Linked DNA regions of Homo sapiens: region 2 is linked to region 1. A link is a loop called in an ENCODE intact Hi-C map of the cell type or tissue named here. Cell type or tissue: Caco-2. All regions are shown on one strand. Each heading gives the region's core, and the rest is flanking DNA. Links, peaks and the distances in the headings are about the cores only. Region 1 has its middle 12 kb from the start of PCSEAT. Region 2 overlaps TMPRSS2 (transmembrane serine protease 2).

Evidence for each region. Hi-C counts contacts between places; a loop is a spot of excess contacts. Peaks named below come from ENCODE experiments on the same cell type or tissue, not always from the same donor. Only the 100,000 strongest peaks of a DNase experiment are listed, where the experiment ranks them.
Region 2: it touches region 1 in a loop (7-fold over the local background); 5 of 110 quality-filtered maps call a loop at or near these places.

The regions. Positions count from the first base shown.
Region 1 is chr21:41,587,213-41,598,113 of GRCh38, reverse strand. No RefSeq gene overlaps it. Among named protein-coding and RNA genes, the nearest start is that of PCSEAT, 12 kb to the right of the region's middle. In Caco-2, for the core only: no CTCF peak of the experiment used is centred there; DNase peaks (open chromatin) are centred at 4,143 and 4,733.
Region 2 is chr21:41,491,569-41,502,469 of GRCh38, reverse strand. TMPRSS2 (transmembrane serine protease 2) reads left to right here. Exons shown (of 14, transcript NM_005656.4): 2 at 4,281-4,351; 3 at 7,892-8,114. The coding sequence starts at 4,337. Among named protein-coding and RNA genes, the nearest start is that of TMPRSS2, 11 kb to the left of the region's middle. In Caco-2, for the core only: no CTCF peak of the experiment used is centred there; DNase peaks (open chromatin) are centred at 2,942, 4,479 and 5,169.

The DNA.
Region 1 (10,901 bases), core at 879-8,878:
TGTGTCATGTTCCTGCGGCCTAGGCATGGCAACAGTGGGTCTCCACCCTGACCCTGAGTCGAGGGGTGAGTTTGAATCCTATCCCAGAGTGCATCACGGTCTAGGATCCTGTCCTTGTGGGTTCCTAGTGGGACATGAAGGCGGGGCAGCTGGGGCCTGGGAAGGAGGTGCCTTAGTACACAGGACTTGGCCCAGCAGGCCAAGCTAAGACACATGCACACACACAAATGTCCACACACACGCACATGTTACCCAGCAGGCCAGGCTAACACACACGTACACAGGCACACACATGTGTCCACACACACGCACATCCACAGGGTGTCCTGCAGGCTAGGCCAGTTGCCCACTCCCTGTTGTTCCCACTCCCTGATGTTGCCCACTCCCAGGTTAATTGGGGAGTAGCCACTCCCAGGCTAGTTGCCCACTCCCTGATGTTGCCCACTCCCAGGCCAGTTGCCCAGGCTGTTCCCACTCCCTGATGAAGCTGCTCTTTCTTGGACTTGTTCTGCTGGTGTTGAGCCATGGAGACTTTGTCTGGGGTCTGCAGGGGTCAGTGCCCAGAGATGCAGGGACCCTAGTCCCTGCTTGCTCCACAGGCTTGCTCTGATGAGTGGAGAGAAGTTGTTGAAGGTAGGAGGGTGAGTAACTGCACTGCTGTTGACCGAGTTGGGAGGAAGGAAGATGGGAGACCCCTCCCAGGCCCACCCTGCTGGAGTTCCCAGAAGGAGCACCCTGAGGAGTTCACTCTTGACCAATGAATTTCACTCTCCTCTGTCCCTCCAAGACCCAGGAGACCCAAAAGGCAGGGGTCTGGGTTCCAACCCAAATCCCAAATCTCACCTCTAATTGTAGTAATCCCCATGTGTTGTAGGAGGGACCTGATGGGAGGTCATTGACTCATGGAGGTGGGTTTTTCCCGTGCTGTTCTTGTGATGGTGAATAAGTCTCATGAGATCTGATGGTTTTATAAAGGGCAGTTCCCCTGAACACGCACTCTTGCCTGCCACCATGTAAGACGTGCCTTTTTGCTCCTCCTTTACCTTCTACCATGATTATGAGGCCTCACCAGCCATGTTGAACTGTGAGTCCATTAAACTTCTTTTCTTTATCAATTACCCAGCCTTGGGTATGTCTTTATTAGAAGTGTGAGAATAGGAGTCAGGTTCCCACTGCCTAGGTTAAGGGCATGCAGTCACAGAGTGGCTGCTCCCAGATTCCCTCTTTAGCACCCCAGTGTGAATTTCCCGAGGCTGTTGTAACAAATATAACACCATGCACTGAGCAGCTGAAAACAACAGACATTTATTCCTGGTGTGGGGGCCACAAGCTTGAGATGTAAGTGTCCGCAGGGTCATGCTCGCTCTGAAACTGGAGGGAGGGTCCTTCCTGCTGCTTCCAGCTTCTCGGTGCCCCTTGGCTTGTGGCCACACCACCCTAGCTTCTGCCTCCATCTTCAAACGGCCTCTCCCTGTGTGTTTCTGTCCAGATTTCCTTCTTCCTATAAGGACGGCAGTCATCCTGAACCAGGGCCTGCCTTAATCCAGTCTCACTGCAGTTTACCTTGAATATATATGCGAAGATCCTGTTTCCAATAAAGTCATATGCACAGCGCCAGGGGTTGGAACTTGAACACATCTTTTTGGAGACACAACTCAACCCCAGCAACTCGGTGGGTGAGACCTGATACCAAAGCACACACCCGGCTGACAGTGTTGGTGTGGAGCCGGCAGCTCTGTCCTTGTCTCTGTGGAAATAAGGTTATTGTGGCCACAGCTATTAATCAAGAGCTGTTTGTTGATAGCTCCAGAGAGACAGCACGATGGAGATGCCAGGATTTCACCCAGAAGGGAGCTGGAGCCCGCCGGAGAAAAGGAGGACAGACAAGCCGCTTCAGGGAATCCCGTCTATACCCAGTGTTGGGGTCATTGGACCTAAGCAGTCAAAGTCCACACCTGTCAGACATCTTAGAATATCAGGAAAAGGATCAGAAACACCAGCCTGAAACGTCAGGGGAGCAGACGTGAGCCGTGGGGAACCTCGAGACAAAACCTTTTTCTTTTTTTTTTTTTCTCTTTTTTTTATTATACTATAAGTTTTAGGGTACATGTGCATATTGTGCAGGTTAGTTACATATGTATACATGTGCCATGCTGGTGTGCTGCACCCACTAACTTGTCATCTAGCATTAGGTATATCTCCCAATGCTATCCCTCCCCCCTCCCCCCACCCCACAACAGTCCCCAGAGTGTGATATTCCCCTTCCTGTGTCCATGTGATCTCATTGTTCAATTCCCACCTATGAGTGAGAATATGCGGTGTTTGGTTTTTTGTTCTTGCGATAGTTTACTGAGAATGATGATTTCCAATTTCATCCATGTCCCTACAAAGGAACATGAACTCATCATTTTTTATGACAAAACCTTTTTCAACAGTTGAGCTTTGCAGTGTTGGTGAGGTAGTACATGCTGTTGCCTGAATTTAAATTCCGGTTTGTTATTTTCATTATTTTTAGAGTTCCTCCTTGCTTTGATACAGCAAATTATTAGTAGTATTATTAATTTTATTTATTTATTTTTGAGATGGAGTTTCGCTCTTGTTGCCCAGGCTGGAGTGCAATGGCACGATCTCAGCTCACCGCAACCTCCGCCTCCTGGATTCAAGTGATTCTCCTGCCTCAGCCTCCCAGGTAGCTGGGATTACAGGCATATGCCACCACGCCTGGCTCATTTTGTATTTTTAGTAGAGACAGGGTTTCTCTATGTTGGTCAGGCTAGTCTCGAACTCCTGACCTCAGGTGATCCGCCCACCTAGGCCTCCCAAAGTGCTGGGATTACAGGCGTGAGCCACCTCACCTGACATATTTTTTATTTTACTTTAAGCTCTGGAATACATGTGCTGAATGCGCAAGTTTGTTACATAGGTATATGTGTTCCATGGTGCTTTGTTGCACCTAACATCCTGTCATCTAGGTTTTAAGCCCGCATGCATTAGGTATTTGTCCTAATGCTCTCCCTCTGCTTTACCCCCACCCCCCGACAGGCCTCGGTGTGTGATGATCCCCTTCCTGTGTCCACGTGTTCTCATTGTTCAACTCCCACTTAAGAGTGAGAACATGCAGTGTTTGGTTTTCGATATAGCAAATATATAGTGAAGCATTGTGCAAATGATCTCCAGGATTCACAGTAGGAGGACAATTGTGTCAGGGCCCGGAGCAGGATACCCCTAAATACAGCACTTTGGGATGCTGAGTATTTTAAGCTGGAGGAAGCTGGAAAACCACAGAAGTAGGAAGTTCTGTCCGTGACCTCCCTTCCTTCTCTCCTGAAGACTCTCATGTGACAGGTGTCCTGCCCCACATCCAGAGGAAAGGAATGAAGACCCAGAGACCCTGGAGATGAGTCTGAAGAAACAGGCCTTGCTAAGTTCCCTGTCGTTCATTATGATTAAATCATACCTTCTCTTGGTCCAATTACACTTTTACATGACTATCCCTTCTTCATTAAATCTAAGCATAAAAATACAGTTTTCCCTGTATTTTGGGCTCTCTATATCCGAAGACTCATGTGTTATGTAAAACTTCGGTTAAATACCTTTGTTATGCTTTTCTCTTGTTAATCCGTCTTTTGTGATGGGGTGTCAGCCATGAACTTGGCAATGGGTGAGGATAGTATTACTTTCACTCCCCTATCATTGCCGCCCTTGCAATTTGTTCTGCAAAGATGTCTATATCACAAACAAGGCTCATATATGAAAAAGGAGGATGCCAAGTTGTACCAACAACACGGCCACAAATTTATCAAAAGAATAAGGAAGTTTCCTTCCCCTACCCCAGCACTCAGCAGCACACACACTACAGAAAAAGGATTTAAAGAAATCACACCAACATCTCTACCGTGGTTCCCTAGGGAGCAGTAATATGTGTAACTTCTTTTCCTTCACTTTTTAGAGATTGTGACTTGCAGGGTGGATGAAATCCTTGAGGCTTGTCCTGTAGCACTGAGCAAAGACAACCCTTGCTCTATCTCAAACCTAGAACCATGAGCTTTGGAGCCCTTGGAAAGCACCCTGAGTCTCTTTTGTGTGAGCAAGCACTCTTATTTTTGCTGGTTTACTCTGGGAGGAGGGCGGCCAAGCGAACTTTCCCAAGGGCATACCTTCAAGTTTCCAAGCTACTTGAGTCTCAGGGTGAGCAAAGGCTTATCTAGGATTATTTACCCAGTAATAGAAATGGCCCTTTGAGAAGTCTTTCTACCGCGGTGTCAGCAGTAACCCTTAGTTAAAATGTAAATGATTAACACATTCTATGGAAAAGGACATAGAAAGCCCATTAATGCTATATCATAGGACCTACAGATATTATTTGCTGTTGCTTAATATACTTACAAAGTAAAAAGGCTATAAAAGTCCAGAGAGACATGCCAACAAATATCACATTTGCATTGCAGTTTTACAGATTAGATAGAAAGTAAATGGCATGGCTCATATTTCAAAGAGTTTCTTAACACCTATTGTCCACTTGACCAAGGAATGCTACCGACTTCAGCGGAAAGGTTCTTTCTGAGAACCGAAAAATCTGGTGCCAGCTAGACCCCTTCCCAAAGCCACACTAGAAGTCCCCTCTCGGTCCCATGGTGACTTTACAGAACTCGTTTTTCTGGAAGGAGGTTGCCACCTCCTTAGTCTTTGTGCTAATGATCAACCAGGTTAAGTATCGCAATGACGGGAACAGAATATTCCAAGGACATCATTGCCCTTCTCCAGTTGCTAGGCAACACCTCCTTCACCTGAGATAGACAAAACAGGTCAGGGGAGATACCAAAAAGAAGGCTTCTTATTTCAGGTCAGCCCCACTGCCCCTTAGAAGTGGACAGGACAGGCGAGCCTCTCTGGGGGCCACCTACTCAAGTGACATCGTTGTCCTCTCATCTCCAGAGTCCTGGATTCGATGGAATCGACAGTGAAGCCCCTGGGTGTGGCCGGTGTGTGTTACCAAGTGCAATCCCTGGAGAGGAATTCTGCTGCCATCCACTGTCTCTCATGCAGCTGCCACCTTGTGACTGCCGGGGACCTGGTTCAGATGCTGAGTGAGGGTTTATGGGCTCCATCAATGTACTGGATGACAACTTAAAAAAATATCACTCAACCACAGGAGAGGCTCATAATCCCCAGATTCAGCGATTGCAGTTTTTGGATATTTGCTGTCAGTGAAGTGGGATGCTGCAGCCCCTCCCAAGGCCTTTGAGGTCAATGGATAGCATTGTCTGGAAGAGTCTCCAGTGCGGATGCAATGAGGGAGATGGAAGATATGGTCGGCTTTCGGTGCCACATAGGCCTGGCTTTGCATACTATTTACTCATCGTGCAACCTCGGGCAGGTCAGCATTCAGAGACCCTATTTCTTCTTCTTTTGAAAAGTATGTACAGGCCGGGTGCGATGGCTCACGCCTGTGATCCCAGCACTTTGGGAGGCCAAGGCAGGTGGATCACCTGAGGTCAGGAGTTCGAGACCAGCCTAGCCAACATGGTGAAACACAGTCTCTACTAAAAATACAAAAATCAGCTGGGTGTGGTGGCAGGTGCCTGTAACCCCAGCTAATTGGGAGGGTGAGGCAGGAGAATCTCTTGAACCCAGGAGGCAGAGGTTGCAGTGAGCCAAAATTATGCCATTGCACTCCAACTGGGCAACAAGAGCAAGACTCCATCTTAAAAAAAAAAAAGAAAAAGAAAAGTATGTACATATTTTCTCCTAGGAATCAGCCCAACAGAAATGCTTGCACACAAATATATGAACAAGAGTGTTTTTGATGATGTTCTTTGTAATAGCAAGAACAACAGCAAAAGGAAACAAGATGAAGATCGTTAATAGAGGAATGATATTATTTTGGCATATCTGTATAGTGAAATAATACATGAGCATTAAAAAGAAAGAGGTAGAACTGTGTGTGCATGTGAGAAGAAGGGCAAGGTATTTTATAACATGGGCAAACTGATGAGGTATAAGCACATTATAAAAATCTATGTGTAGAGAAACATGTACCTATTACACTTACCTAATGTACATACTGTCAAGACTTATACACGTGTGAAACTCTAACAGCAGGTAACTGTGAACAGCAGTTCTCTAATACCTAATCTATGTTCCACCCGTTTTGCTTATATAAAATAAGACAGGGGGGCTGGGCGTGGTGGCTTACACCTGTAATCCCAGCACTTTGGAAGGCTGAGACGGGCAGATCACAGGATCAGGAGATCGAGACCATCCTGGCTAACACGGTGAAGCCCCATCTCTACTAAAAATACAAAAAATTAGCCAGGTGTGGTGGCACGCGCCTGTAGTACCAGATACTTGGGAGGCTGAGGCAGGAGAATCACTTGAACCTGAGAGGTAGAGGTTGCAGTGAGCCGAGATCACGCCACTGCACTCCAGCCTGGGCAACAGGCAAGCTCCATTTTGAAAAAAAAAAAAAAAAGACAGGGACAGGTGCTTTGGCTCAGGCCTCTAATTCCAGCACTTCGGGAGGCTGAGGTGGGAAGATCACTTAAGCCCAGGAGTTAGAGACCAGCCTGGGCAACATGCTGAGACCCTGTCTCTACAAAAACTTAAAAAATTAGCCGGGTGTGGTGGTGCAAACCTGTAATCCAAACAAGGCTCGAGGCTCATAGGAAGCAAGTGGATGGTGTATCTCCTCAGTTCTTTTTAATTTATAGCAATTCTCTCCCCATCCTTTCCTGACATTTATTTATTGAAGAAATCCTGTTATTTGTCCTAAGGAGCTTCCTGCCTTCTGGACTAGCCTGTTTGTGTCTGTAAGGTGTTGTGTAAAATTTTCCGCTATGGTCGGTATTTTCTGCAAAATGGGAGATCCACAGAAGGGCTGAAACGCAGGTTCAATCCTTTGGACAAGAAGACATCCCAGGAGGTGTTGGGTACCTCCCTCATGGGGGTGTTCAGGTTGTCCCCGACTCAGATGTGCTGGCCTGTCCCCATCAGTTTTTCGACCCTCAGTTTAGCAGCCGATGAGAATCATGGCTTAGAACTACTATTCCACTGGGCATTGCAAAAAAGCGATTTTCTAACTCTTGTTCTTTCTACATTTATAGCTGTAATTCTTCTATAAAGAATAACCTTTCTTCAATATCTATTTACTTAGCCTGAATTGGTGCTTTTTTTTTTTTTTTCTCTGAGACGGAGTCTCGTTCTGTCACCCAGGCTGGAGTGAAGTGGCGTGATCTTGGCTCACTGCAAGCTCCACCCCCCGGGTTCACGCCATTCTCCTGCCTCAGCCTCCCAAGTAGCTGGGACTACAGGCGCCCACCACCACACCCAGCTAATTTTTTCTATTTTTAGTAGAGATGGGATTTCATCATGTTATCCAGGATGGTCTCAATCTCCTGACCCCGTGATCTGCCCGCCTCGGCCTCCCAAGGTGCTGGGATTACAGGTGTGAGCCATTGCACCCGGCCCTGAATTGGTATTTTTATAGAAAAGGCCAAGCACATGATTTATTCTGTCTTTTTATAAATTTTCTGAAAAATTTTTGTTGCCCTAGTAACCTCTAAAGATTTCCAATTATATACACGTGCATATAAAATTATATATCTGCTACTGTAATGGTTAATATTGAGTGTCAACTTGATTGGATTGAAGGATGCAAAGTATTGTTTCTGGGTGTGTCTGTGAGAGTGTCGCCAAAGGAGATTAGCATTTGAGTCAGTGGGATGGGAGAGGTAGACCCACCCTCAATCTGGGTGGGCACTATCTCATCAGCTGCCAGTGCAGCTAGGATAAAAACAGGCAGAGGAATGTGGAAGGACTTGACTTGCTGAGTCTTCTGGCCTCCATCTTTCTCCCGTGCTGGGTGCTTCCTGCCCTCGAACATCAGACTCCAAGTTCTTTAGCTTTTGGTTAGACTCTTGGACCTACACCAGTGGTTTGCCAGGGGCTCTTGGGCCTTTAGCCACACTGATGGCTGCACTGTTGACTTCTCTACTTTTGAGGTTTTGGGACTCTCTGCAAAATAGAGGGGATTCAGATGGCAGATAGGAGGCAGGACTAGCTTGCAGCTCTCACTCGGACAGACAGAGCAGTGTGTGGACACTCACATCATAAACTTTTGCTCTAAGAACTACCGCAAGAACATACCAGGAAAGCTGAGAGAATCCACAGACCCTTTGAAGGAACGGGATCAACGCTGCAAGCTCCATGGGACATGGAAAACCTGTGAGTCCACTTGCTTTCTCAGCGGGGAGGCTCATGGTCTGGGGCAAGTTCTCAGCCCTGGTCACCGGCTGCATGGAAATAGACTTATTGCTATTGGGAGTGCACGGAGGGAGTGAGACCAGCCTTTAGGACTGTGGGCTGCATGGGAGCAGGGTGAGGCCTGCGACTGCTGGCTTTCCCCCACTTCCCTGGCGACCTATATGACTCGGCAGAGGAGGCCATAATCCCCCTGGGAATATAACTCCATTGGCCTGGGAACCACACCCCCATCCCCCACAGCAGCCACAGCAAGTCTTGCCCAAGGAGAGGCTGAGCTCAGACATGCCTATCCCTACCTCTACCTGGTGGTCTTTCTCTATCCACCCTGGTAGATGAAGACAAAGGTCATAATCTCTTGGGAACTCTATGGCCCTGCCCACTGCCTGAGAAACCTGAATACTTAGGGATACCCAGGTGTACCTCAGGCTAGTTTGTTTCCTCCCTACAGGACTGCAGCTGACGTACTCTTGAGAGTGCCACCTTCTGGCTGGAGGGCAACTAACACACCAGCACACTAAACCAAAACACAACCAAGGACCCTCACAGAGTCTACTTCATCCCCCTGCTAACTCCATCAGGGCAGGTGTTGGTATCTACAGTTGCAAGACCTGAGGATGGATCACATCACAGGGCTCTTTGCAGACACTCCCCAGTACCAGCCTGGAGCCTGGTAGCTCCGCTGTGTGGCTAGATCTAGAAGAGCAACAACAATCACTATAGTTTGACTCTCCCCATTCCTAGGGGAAGGGGGAGAACACCACCTCAAGGGAGCACCCCATGGGACAAAAGAATCTGAACAGCAGCCTTGAATCCCAGATCTTCCCTCTGATGTAGTCTACCCAAATGAGAAGGAACCAGAAAAACAATTCTAGCAATATTGTAGCAGGACAAGCCGCAGACAAAACTCCTCAGACACCAAGCTAAAGAAGGAAGGGCCTTATTTGGTCAGGAGCTTCGGCAAGACTCATGTCTCCAACAACCGAGCTCCCTGAGTGAGCAATTCCTGTCCCTTTTAAGGGCTCACAACTCTAAGGGGATCTGCGTGAGAGGGCCGTGATCAATTGAGCAAGCAGCGGGTACGTGACTGGGGGCTGCATGCACCGATAATTAGAATGGAACAGAACAGGACAGGGATTTTCACAGTGCTTTTCTATACAATATCTGTTATCTATAGAAAACATAACCCATTAGGTCAGGGGTCGATCTTTAACTACCAAGCCCAGGGTGTGGCGCTGGGCTGTCTGCTTGTGAATTTCATTTCTGCCTTTTAGTTTTTACTTCTTCTTTCTTTGGAGGCGGAAATTGGGCATAAGACAATATGAGGGGTGGTCTCCTCCCTTAATATGACAAAACAAGTTTACTTAACACCTCCAGAAGGTTATACCAGCTCACCAACAATGGATTCAAACCAAGAAGATATCTCTGAATTGCCGGAAAAAGAATTCAGAAGGTCGATTATAAGCTAATCAAGGAGGCACCAAGGAAAAGTGAAGTCTAACTTAAAGAAATTGAAAACATGATACAGGACATGAGAGGAAAATTCTTCAGTCAAATAGATAGTGTAAATAAAAAACAGTCACAACTTCTGGAAATCAAGGACACACTTAGAGAAATGCAAAATACAGTGGGAAGTCTCAGCAATAGAATTGAACAAGCAGAAGAAAGAACCTTAGAGCTTGAAGACAAGGCTTTTGAATTAACCCAATTTGTCAAAGACAAATAAAAAAGAATAAAAAAATTGAACAAAGACTCCAAGAAGTTTGGGACTATGTTAAATGCCCAACCCTAAGAATAATTGATGTTCCCAAGGAAGAAGAGAAATCTAAAAGTTTGGAAAACTTATTTGAGGGAATAATAGAGGAAAACTTCCCTGACCTTTCTAGGGATTTAGACATTCAAATACAAGAAGCTCAAATAACACCTGGAAAATACATTGTAAAAAGTTCATCACCTAGGCCTATAGTCATCAGGTTATTTAAAGTCAAGATGAAGGGAAGAATCTTACGAGCTGTGAGGCAAAAGCATCAGATAACTTATAAAGGAAAACCTATCAGATTAACAGCAGATTTCTCAGCAGAAACCCTACAAGCTAGAAGGGATTGGGGTCCTATCTGTAGCCTCCTTAAACAAAACAATTATCAGCCAAGAATTTTGTATCCAGCAAAACTAAGCTTCATAAATGAAGGAAAGATACAGTCTTCTCCAGCAAATGCTGAGAGAATTCACCACTAAGCCAGCACTACAAAAACTGCTAAAAGGGGCTCTAAATCTTGAAACAAATCCTCAAAATACACCAAAATAGAACCTCCTTAAAAAAAATCTCACAGGACCTATGTAACACTAACCCAATGGAAAAAAACCAAGGCATTCAGGCAACAAATAGCATGATGAATTGAACAGTACCTCACATCTCAAAACTAACACTGAATGTAAATGCTAGTCTAAATGCTCCACTTAACAGATACAGAATGGCAGAATGGATAAGAATTCACCAACCAAGTTTCTTCTGTCTTCAGGAGACTCACCTAACACATAAGGACTCACATAAACTTAAGGTAAAGGGGTGGAAAAACATATTCCATGCAAATGGACACCCAAAATGAGCAGGAGTAGCTATTCTTATATCAGACAAAACACAC
Region 2 (10,901 bases), core at 1,620-9,619, 96 kb after region 1:
GTCTGTTCCCTCTCACACCTCCAGCAACTCGAACCGTACCAGTCACAGGTGGGGGCTTCGAGAAGGAGAAGGTGTGTGCACAATGGTGCACGGTGAGGTCAGTGGAGACTTCATTGCAGAGAATACCCCTGGATCTTGGGTGGGAGTCAGTGTCTACAAGCCTAACTTCATTCGCGTTGGCTTGGTTGTTTGGAAAGTAAGTCTCCAGTAAACGTGTCCTGAGATCTCCAGAGGAGAGAAACTAGGAGAAAAGATTCTTGTTTTGGCAGTAACTTCATCATGTCATGGGATGCGGATACGATGCCACAGCATCGTCCTGCTGCATGGTGGCCAGGCAGGTGACTCATGGGCTGACTCAGCTCTCAGTCCAGGATGGACCAAAACAGTGCGAGGACAGCTGTGTGCCATTGTGAGATTCAAGTGGGTGACACTGTCTGTATTGAAGGAAGAGCTCCCTGCCAGCCAGGAATGGAGCCTGAGTGCCACCCACTGTTGCTCTTTCACACTTAAAGGAAAATTTCCCCAAGTGCTCATGGTGGCTGGCTTTCCAGAATTGAGAGCCATCATCCCGGTCCTTTAAATGACAGGAGCAAGCATTCGCTAAACAGCATTGTCTCTCGCCATCTACTTTACGTCTTGCTCCTTTCAGAAATGAGTTAATGCGATGTACAAGCTTGTGTGAATGAGGAAATGCCTGTTTTGAAGATGAACAGGACTGAATGTGATTTCCTGGTCTTTTCGGGACAGCAGTGCTTCCCCTTGCAGATCTAATGTCAGAGCGGGACATTCCCCCCCTTGTTTTATTTTCAATTGGAGAATGTTGTTGTTGTTTCTTTTTTTTTTTTTTTTTTTTTTTTTTTTGAGACAGAGTCTCTCTCTGTCACCCAGGCTGGAGTGCAGTGGCCTAATCTTGGCTGACTGCAACCTCTGCCTCCCAGGTTCAAGTGATTCTCCTGCCTCAGCCTCCCAAGTAGCTGGGATTACAGGCACCCACCATCATACCCAGCTAATTTTTGTATTTTTAGTAGAGATGGGGTTTCACTATGTTGGCCAGGCTGGTCTTGAACTCCTGACCTCAGGTGATCTGCCCGCCTTGGCCTCCCAAAGTGCTGGAATTATAGGCAGGAGCCGCCGTGCCCGGCCCAGCTGGAGAATGTTACTGGCAGCATCACTCTGGTCTTCCATTCCAAAGTCCATGGTAACTGACTTGGGCACACGGAATATTTTTGTTTATCATGTTCTGATTGCTGGAAGAGATAGGATTATCCTGTGACTGCCTCTGGGTCCCATGGCTTTTATTTGACAATTAATGGTGGTGGCTCCCGGTGTTCCTTCCTTCCCTGGCTTCCTTGTTAGGGATCGTGAATGAATAGCAAGTGTGGGTTTTGAGTATTGATTCTTCACTCCTTTCAGAGGGCTTCTGAGCTGGGAGAGCTGCCAATGGGATCGAATTTTCACTTCCTGAAACTTCAACCAAACCTGTAACTGGGGAGATAGGACAGCCGAGAAACCAGAGGCATGAGGATGTGTTTGGTTAGGCAGGACTCTTTGAAAGCAATCTTAGGATGGTACTGAGTTCTGTCCTGCTTATGAGACAAGAATGCGGGATTTATTGTGTTGTCAAGCCTGAGGATCCTCTCTCTTCACAAAGCAGACATAGGCAAGGTCTGTTAAGATGTGGCTAAAAGGCTTAAACGTTTTTGATACATTTTAAATGGTGATCCTTCCCACCTGTACATTAGTCACTTTCCTTTCCTTATACCCAGGAAGGTGTGAACTTTAGTTTTAATCCTAGAAAAAGTCCCAAAGCTACAACATGACCTGGTTCTTGTATTTTTATCTGTAATTGAAGAGTAAATAAATGATTGGTGCATGTTTGTTGTAACCTGTTGGGTGAGGTTTCTCGAGACTAAAAAGCCATATACTCATTTTCATTCATGGCAGGCTGTTGGGGTTTTATAGTTTAATGATTCAGCAACCAGTTCTGCTTAGGACACAGGAAAGCGATGGTGTACTGAAGCCGGCCCCACTCTACTTGGCTCCGTGGTGGGCTTCATGTTGGTAGCCTGGGAATACTTACCGAAGGCAAACCTGCGAATCAAGACAGCCCTCTTTTCCTTCAGCAGGTTGTTAAATGTTTATCAGCTTTATAATTCCTCTTATTTAATGGAAAGTTATATAGCACTCATTTTATGCTAAGCATGAAGCACTTCATTAGTATTAACTCATGGAATGCCCTGGAGGTAGGTGTTACTATTATCTGCATTTGCAGATGGGGAAACTGAGGCACAGAACCTTCAATAGCTTCCTCCAGGTCATGGAGAGTGAGTGGCTGAGCCTGAGTTTGGATCTAGAGTCTAGTCTCAGAGGTCAGGGGCTGAACCGCTGCCCAGTGCTGCCTGCTGCTGTTTGAGCACCTGCTTTGTGCCAGCAACTGGGAAATATTCTTCTGTGGCCATGTCACAGACAGTGGACACTGGTCTGGCCAGGTCCGAAGCCCAGAGCCTCCTCCAGGTTCTTGTTCCCTCATTGGGAACATGGTCTTGTGGACGGATAATCTTGAACCCCGTTTCTTAAAATATTCTTTGGTCATTTAAAGCCAAGCGGGAAGGGGTGGAAAAAAGCCCTTTATTTGCTCAGGAAGGTGCATGTTAAAGAAAAAAAAATCGTCCAATGAGACTTGTTAAAATGGTGAAGCGAACTTTATTCAGGACCACGGAGGCAGGTACAGGGACCACAGCCAGCAGATTTTGCAGTGGGAAGAAGAGACTGGGATCCGCTTGAGTACAGTATGGGCAAGTGGGAGTTAATTTATAACCAAGGATCAGGGTGGGGTTGGTGGGTGGAAAAATCACAAAGAGAAAACATCAAGGGTAAGGGGGATTCTGGCTAAACCAACCAAACAGGATTCTTGCTGAAGACAGGCTGGGTGATCAGACATCACCTGTGGCACGGTGGAGGCTGAGGAACCCGATCAGATATCCAGAGTGATCAGATACCGAGGGTGGGAGGTTCTGGCTAAACTGACTGAGCAAGGTTTTTTGCTAAAACTGGATTTTACAAGGAAATGCACAGATGGCCTAGAAGGTTCAGGAGCTTGATATAAGTTTGATCAAGCGAAGAATCTTTGTCCATGGAGAGTGATGTCAGAATGCGGCTTTACTATACAGCATTTCGTGTTGACGGCATCTCTAGCTATTATTGTTAACTGTTCACAAAGGACAACAAGCAAAATGGCCCACAGCTTTCTTTTCATTACTGCTAATCTTAGCAGTGGTCAAAATGGTTGGCTCTGAATTTCTTTCTTTTTTGGGTTTGGGGTAGTAAATGGAGTGACTGTGGACATGTTTTATGGATTATTTTAAGCGTATGTATCTATTAAAAATTGAGAGGGCCCACATGGCCTGCTTTAAAAAGTCAACTGTGAGCTGTATTTGGTGCTGAGCCCTGAACCACCCGCTGGGCAGTGGGTGGCTACTGGCAGTGCCTGTGGACGTTCTCGGGGAAAGACGGTCTGATTGCACCTGCTCTTCCTCAGTTCCTAGTACTGTGAGGCACTCTTTCCCCACTCTCCCACAACCCTCAGCTTAACACAACTGTGGTGATTGCTTTGTCCGTTTTCCCATGAGGACCCTGAGATTTCAACAAGGTTCAGTAACTCACACATCGACACTTCCAGGGAGCTGTGTTGCCAGGAACTGGCCCAGGTCTTTCCCTCCTGGGCCCATCTTGTCCTTAATCTCTGCTGACATTGATGGGTTTAGTTACCTTGTCGTGTTTCTTCAGTGTTTTATGCCATACAGTCTCCCTTGAGTAGATGTTCTGTATAGGGGATATCACAGCTTCCTGGTGAGAACTGGGTTAAGTCCAGCAGGATGCCTGGGCTTAGTGGCACTGGAGTTGTGGGTGGCCTTGAGCCCCAGGCAGTCCCCTGAGAGCCCTTCCCGATGGATGTTTGAGTCACTGAGTGTGTTCCTTCTTCTTTCTGGTCAGGCTGTCCTGGCCGCTGCACTTACAATTGCACCCCATCCTCCTACCCACTCTGATCCCAGAGGAGAGTGCTTCTGCTGTAACCTCTAAGGCACAAGTGGGTCCCAAAGTCCTTAAATATGGAGGGATGTGGGGAAGCAGTGGTGAAGATGCAGGCCAAAGGTCAGCAGGCAACACTGGTCTTTGTTGTAGGTAACCTTCATCTAGAGATTCTTCTAGTTCTTTCCAGATTTATCTTCTAAAAACTAACTGGTATGGAAATATTACAGTCCTGTAATTCTTTCTTCTAGGTCATATTGAACATTCCAGATACCTATCATTACTCGATGCTGTTGATAACAGCAAGATGGCTTTGAACTCAGTAAGTGGTTAATTATTACCTTCCTGGCCTTTTCTTTGTTCCCTTGTCCCTTCTGTTATTCCCAACATTGTTTGGGGTCAGCAATTGCAAGGGCTATTTGTAGGGAACGCCGGGCCACGCTGATGCTGTTCAAGGCACCCTCTAGAAAGAGTGAGTCAGGTGCGCAGCCACACAGCTGCCCAGGTGAGTCGCAAGAGCCATGGCTGTTGGGTACACGTGGGTGATATGCATTCTCACCTTGACCTCATCCCTTCCTGCTTTGCAGGGCAGGGGGCAGGGACAAGGAGTGGGGACAGATGAGGCAGGATGGCGATAACAGGGGTATGTTCCAGGGAAGAGACCCACGTGGGATCCCATCGATGCCCAACTGAAGGACTAGGAAAAGTCATAACTGCATGAGGCATGGGCGGGCCTTCCCTCTCCCTGGAGCCCACTCCCTTTGGAGACAAATGTGGCTAATCTCTGCTCCCCATTGTAACTGGCCCGTTTGCCTTATACCTAAAATAAGTGCATTTAGTAAAGAGTTTTAAACACTTCCTAGATTCTATATCTGGAAAATAGACCTTGTTTTCCCCTTTATTTGTTACTGATATTCATTTTTTACTGGGTCTGTGTTTAATTTCAAGTCCACTGCTCAGGAATTTTCAGGGACAAACCTGCTTGCTAGTGGATGGCAAGTTCTTAGATGGCTGAGATTGCAGCCTCTGACTCCCTCATTTAGATGAGAGATTACCTTGTGTTTTCCCTCTGTGTGCTGCTCTGGTTCAGAGCTGTAATCTTCGGACTTTTGAAGGACAGCATTAGTGAGTTATTAAGTGGAGGTGAACTCTGCGGGCCTTGTTTGGCTCATTCCATTGTAATCAACTTCCCTGGAGGCCTCATTTAAAGTTCTAAGAGCTATGCTGCCTCTGCTCAGAACACCTGTCCATTGAGTACAAACTTGCTGTCATTCTCTGAGGTCAATAAGAGACAAGGGGCAGGCTGGGCGTGGTGGCTCATGCCTGTCATCCAGCCCTTTGGGAGGCCGAGGCAGGCAGATCACCTGAGGTTGGGAGTTCGAGACCAGCCTGACAAATATGGAGAAACCCCGTCTCTACTAAAAATACAAAAATTAGCCGGGTGTGGTGGTGCATGCCTGTAATCCCAGCTACTCGGGCGGCTGAGGCAGACGAATCACTTGAACCTGGGAGGCAGAGGTTGCGGTGAGCCAAGATCGCACCACTGCACTCCAGCCTGGGCAACGAGAGGGAAACACTGTCTCAAAAAAAAAAAAAAAAAAAAAAAAAAAAGGAGAGAGAGACAAGAGGCAGAAATTAATGAATAGGAAAAAGTTTTGCATGGGGGCCCTTAGATACAGATAAGAGGAAAACGTGGCCTCCCAGAGTGGCCCAGCCAACAGGTAACCGGGGAGAGCTGAAAGAAGGGGAAGATGTGGGCTGGTGGGGCCCAGAGTGGCCTGTTTGGGGCGAGTCTTGACAGGGTAGGTCTCGGGAAGGCAATTTTTAAGTAGGCTGAGGAAGGGGAGGTGGGCATTCTAAGAAGATAGGCACCAGCTGAAGGATGGAGCTGAGAATAAAATGCTACTTCTAGGCAGTTCCTTTCACATTTATGTATGGCCACACTCTGACCCAGAAATTTCATTTAAAGGGATTTAGCTACACCTTTCTACCCTCTGCACAAAAATGCATGTAATGTGTCAGAATGTTTATTGCAGCAGAGCTGCTAACAGCCCATGTTGTGAACCACTCAAATTTCCATTAATAGCAGATGGTGAGTGAATGACGATACATTCCTTATATGAGAGAAGAGGATGTAGAAGAGGTATTTGCAGGATAACACAGAGACTATGCTCCTTTAGGAACATTTCTTCACTCAGTTTTTTTCTCTGCAAAATGTTTGTATTAATTCATACCTGTGCCAGTCTCGCTGGCAGCGGGAGGGATTATGGTGAGCGCTCAAGGAGATTATGAGTACAGGAGCCTGGCGGCAGCTGAGTTCTCCAATGTTAGCTATTATTCTTCTCATTATAATTATGATATTGCTAGTTTACAGTTTTGTATATCAATATTCAAGGAAAAGACTGGAGGAACTAAAAGTACAGGATTTTGGCTTAATGGATTCTAACTCCAAACCTCTACACAACTTTTTAAAATTATTACTATATTTTACTAAATCCCAATGTCTGCCACTTTTTTTTTTTTTTAATTTTAAAGAATACATAGCCCATTGGGCAAACTTGGGTTTGCATGCTTGGCTTTTCAGCAGATGCAGAAGCCCTGGGGTGGGTTTGCCCTGGCTTGTGTGGTTCTCGAGTTTGAGTCTGTACGTCTTGAGTGGGTCAGGGGCCCCAGAGCTTTGCTGCCATTGATTTCTCCCCAACAGCAGACAAAGTCTCACAATGACCTCAATTTTCCCTCTTTCTTTCTTTTGAAGGACCCATTTTTCATGGTACTTGTCTTGACTGTTTTCATAGTGGTTTTTTTTTTTTTTTTGAGACGGGAGTTTCGCTCTTGTCGCCCAGGCTGGAGTGTAGTGACGTGATCTCCATTCACTGCAACTTCCGCCTCCCGGGTTCAAGCAATTCTCCCGCCTCGGCCTCCCAAGCAGCTGGAACTATAGGCGTGCACCACCATATCCGGCTAATTTTTTGTATTTTTAGTACAGATGGGGTTTCACCATGTTGGCCAGGCTGGTCTCAAACTCCTGACCTCAGGTGATCCACCTGCTTTAGCCACCCAAAGTGCTGGGATTACAGGAGTGACCCACTGCGCCCAGCCAAATCTGTATTTTTGTATGTAGAGGGAAATAATTTTCTCAACTGTAATCGTGAATAAATATTGTATTAAATTGTCATGAAGGAACTCCTGTTTAATAAATAGACATGTAAGAAAAAAAGAATGAATAGTAAAACCAAACCAAAACAAAAAACTTTGGTAATTGAAAGTTCTGGTTAGTTTTTATTCTAAATAAGTTCAATGTTTGACATAGTTGTAGACACCTAGGGAGAATCTGTAGTACCTCTTCTTTTCTATTACTTTTTTTTTTTTTTTTGAGACATAGTCTTGCTCTGTCGCCAGGCTGGAGTACAGTGGTGAGATCTCAGCTCACTGCAATCTCTGCCTCCCAGGTTCAAGCCATTCTCCTGCCTCAGCCTCCCGAGTACCTGGGATTATAGGCGCCCACCATCATACCCAGCTAATTTTTGTATTTTTAGTAGAGACAGGGATCCACCATGTTGGCCACGATGGTCTCGATCTCCTGACCTCATGATCCGCCCGCCTCGGCCTCCCAAAGTGCTGGGATTACAGGCATGAGCCACCGCACCCAGCCTTGTAGTACCTTTTTAATATCTTGTCACTTTCTTATTAATCTCTAACTGTACAAGTTGTATAGACAGGATGCATATTTCACAAAATAAAATAAAAACATTATCAATTTAAAAGATCATTGGTATAGCTGTGGTATGATGTGATAGTTTGTATGTAACCCTTTAGTGCAAATAAGAGTTTTATATTATTCATCTTCTTTTCAACTGTTTAGGGGTCACCACCAGCTATTGGACCTTACTATGAAAACCATGGATACCAACCGGAAAACCCCTATCCCGCACAGCCCACTGTGGTCCCCACTGTCTACGAGGTGCATCCGGCTCAGTACTACCCGTCCCCCGTGCCCCAGTACGCCCCGAGGGTCCTGACGCAGGCTTCCAACCCCGTCGTCTGCACGCAGCCCAAATCCCCATCCGGGACAGTGTGCACCTCAAGTAGGATTCTCTTTGTGTTTATTTCCTGTAATAAACCCGGGGTCCCGGGTCTACCTCCCCAGTGGGCTCTCTGCTCCCAACACCACTGTCGCCACCTCTCCTGGTCTGACCCTTCTCCTCCGTCTTCCGGAGCCAGCCTGTCTTCATGCCTTTCCACTCTCTTCCTGCTGGGTCAAAGCTGTCGCTGCCAGGCCTAGCCTCTTGCCCAGGGCCTGCAGATACCTCCCTCTTCCGTTAACTCTCCTGTACAGCTTTGCCTGTTCTACTCAGCGTAGGCTTCGAGATCACCTTCTCTGGGTTTCTTGGCTGTGTGGTTTATTGGTGGCTGCTCTTGAATAAATGGTAAGCTTCCAAGAGCAGAAATCAACTATCTTACCTTTGTCATACAGTCCCCTGGATATGACAGGTCATGTTTAAGATGCTCTCTGTTACTTTGTGTTTAGTAGATGACCTGGCTGGTGCGGTTGTCACACAGAAGTATCTGAGCTGTCTCATTGGGCTTCAGGGTCCTGCGGGTGGCCGGAGCAGGCCAGAGCGAGCGTGGGAGGACTGGAGGTTAAATTTTATTTGCTGTCACTTCAGTCCCTCCTCTTCCTCACCCTACCATTCATCTCCTTTCTTTGCCATTTCGTTTGGTCTCATGTCTTTCCAGTCCGCCCCTCTTGCACTGCCTCCCAGCTGTTAATTCAGGCTAGTTTCAGTGCTAAGAATTGTCCAGGTGGAACCCGCACAGCAGTGGCTACGCCAAAGATCTTTTACATTGATCTTTTAATTGATAGTGCTTTTATTTTATTTTGTGAAATGTGCATCCTGTCTCTACAACTTGTACAGTTAGAGATTCGTCAGAATGTGAATTTCCATGTGTCCACATCACATAATCAGTCATCAACGTGATTAATGCCAGTGCTCTGTGAAGCCCTGTCTGTCCCCACCTCTCCCCCACTCAGGACAAGTGCTGCCGCTCCTGCGTTTCTACCCCTCCTCTCACCCCCTCACCCTTCACAAATGGCTCTTCCACCCTGTTCCTCTCCAGCCACCTCCTGTCTCTGAGTTTTCTACCCCTTCATGAGCCTTAATTCCTTTCTCTCCCTTCTCTCATTCTCTCTTTCCCTTCTTCCGATGCTCCCCACCAAGCAGATACTTGTGTTTGCACTGATGTTCTTCTGGGGGTGGTTGGGTAGGTCAAGGCCAGTGGTTCTCAGTCAGGACAATTTGGACCCCCAGAGACAATTGGCGGTGTCTGGAGACAGTGTGGGTGGTTACAAGTGGGGAGGGGGTGCTGCTCCTAGGTAGGCACCGGGGATGCTGCTCAACCTCCCGCAAGGCACAAGACAGCCCCCCGACAGCAAAGAATCCTCCAGGTAAAATATCGCTTAGTGTGGAGGTTGGGAACTCCTGATCTTTGTCCACCGTGGGGATGGAAGGAAGCCAGGGTGAAGGGGATAAGGAACTGTCTGTGTGAGCTACCCCCCTAAGAAATGGCAGTGAAGGCCCTCTCCTGAAGTCAGCATCTCCAGACGGTGGTGTTCCCACCAGTGATGGCTAAACCCAGGAAGGCAGACGAACCCCTGGCCCACATGATGGACACATTTCCACGTTTCCTGGGAAAGACTAGATGATGACAGAGTTGGACAGGGATATATCAGTCCCTTATCAGTTGCTTTTATAAGGGAAGAATATGAACCTACATGTATGATTTTTGCATTATAAAATTTATAAACTCAGAAATAATTTAGTAATTTAATTGAACTTACCCTGGTACTATTTTTAAGAAAACACTGTTGGCATCTAATATATAGAAATGTATACATTTTGAAAGTGTAATGTTTGGCTTTGAAACTCTTCTCCCAGTTATTGAGTAGCACCAATTCAGAAGCACCCATCAGGAGTATAAGGAATTTTTCTAGACTTAATGTATTTATTTGCTTTAGCAACAGCCGTAGAAGGTTGATGATTGAGTAGGAGCGAACACACAGCTTAAACCTTAGGCTTTGGAGAATCGAAGGTCCATAGTCCTCCAAATGTGCGTGTGAAACAAGCAGCTAAACGTGAGAAACCATGAGGCTGAGTTGACAACCTTAAGTTGGTCATGATTGAGGGAAATGGATAGTGGGTTTTGTGTGCGTGGGTTTTTTTTGTTGTTTGTTTGTTTGTTTGTTTTTTGAGACAAAGTCTCGCTCTGTCACCCAGGCTGGAGTGCAGTGGCACGATCTCAGCTCACTGCAACCTCTGCCTCTCAGGTTCAAGCGATTCTCCTGCCTCAGCCTCCTGAGTAGCTAGGACTACAGGTGCACTACTGCTTCTGGCTAATTTTTGTATTTTTAGTAGAGACGGGGTTTTGCCATGCTGGCCAGGCTGGTCTCGAACTCCTGACATCAGGTGATCCTCCTGCCTTGGCCTCCCAAAGTGCTGAGATCCACTCCCAAAGTGCATGGGTGGTATGAGCCACTGTGCCGGGCCAGTGAGTTGTAATTAAACTGTGCAACAGCAGCCGTGACAAGCCAAGACCCAGTGGTGTCTGTACTGACCACGCGCTGACTACAGATGCCTGTCCAGCAAAGTAAACTTGAGGGCTTCCCGCTTTACACACTCTCCTGGTGAGAACTGTACAGATTGGCACATGCTCAGTGTGAGGTTCAGGATACCTAACTGAATAGCCCTCATCTCAGCAGACCAGTTATTTTATCTTGGATAAAATGGCACTCGGGAAGCCATAGACGGAGGAAAGTGTCCTTGGTAATGGGCCAGAGAGGGCATCTGGAATTTCTCTCATGAACTACCTTGGCC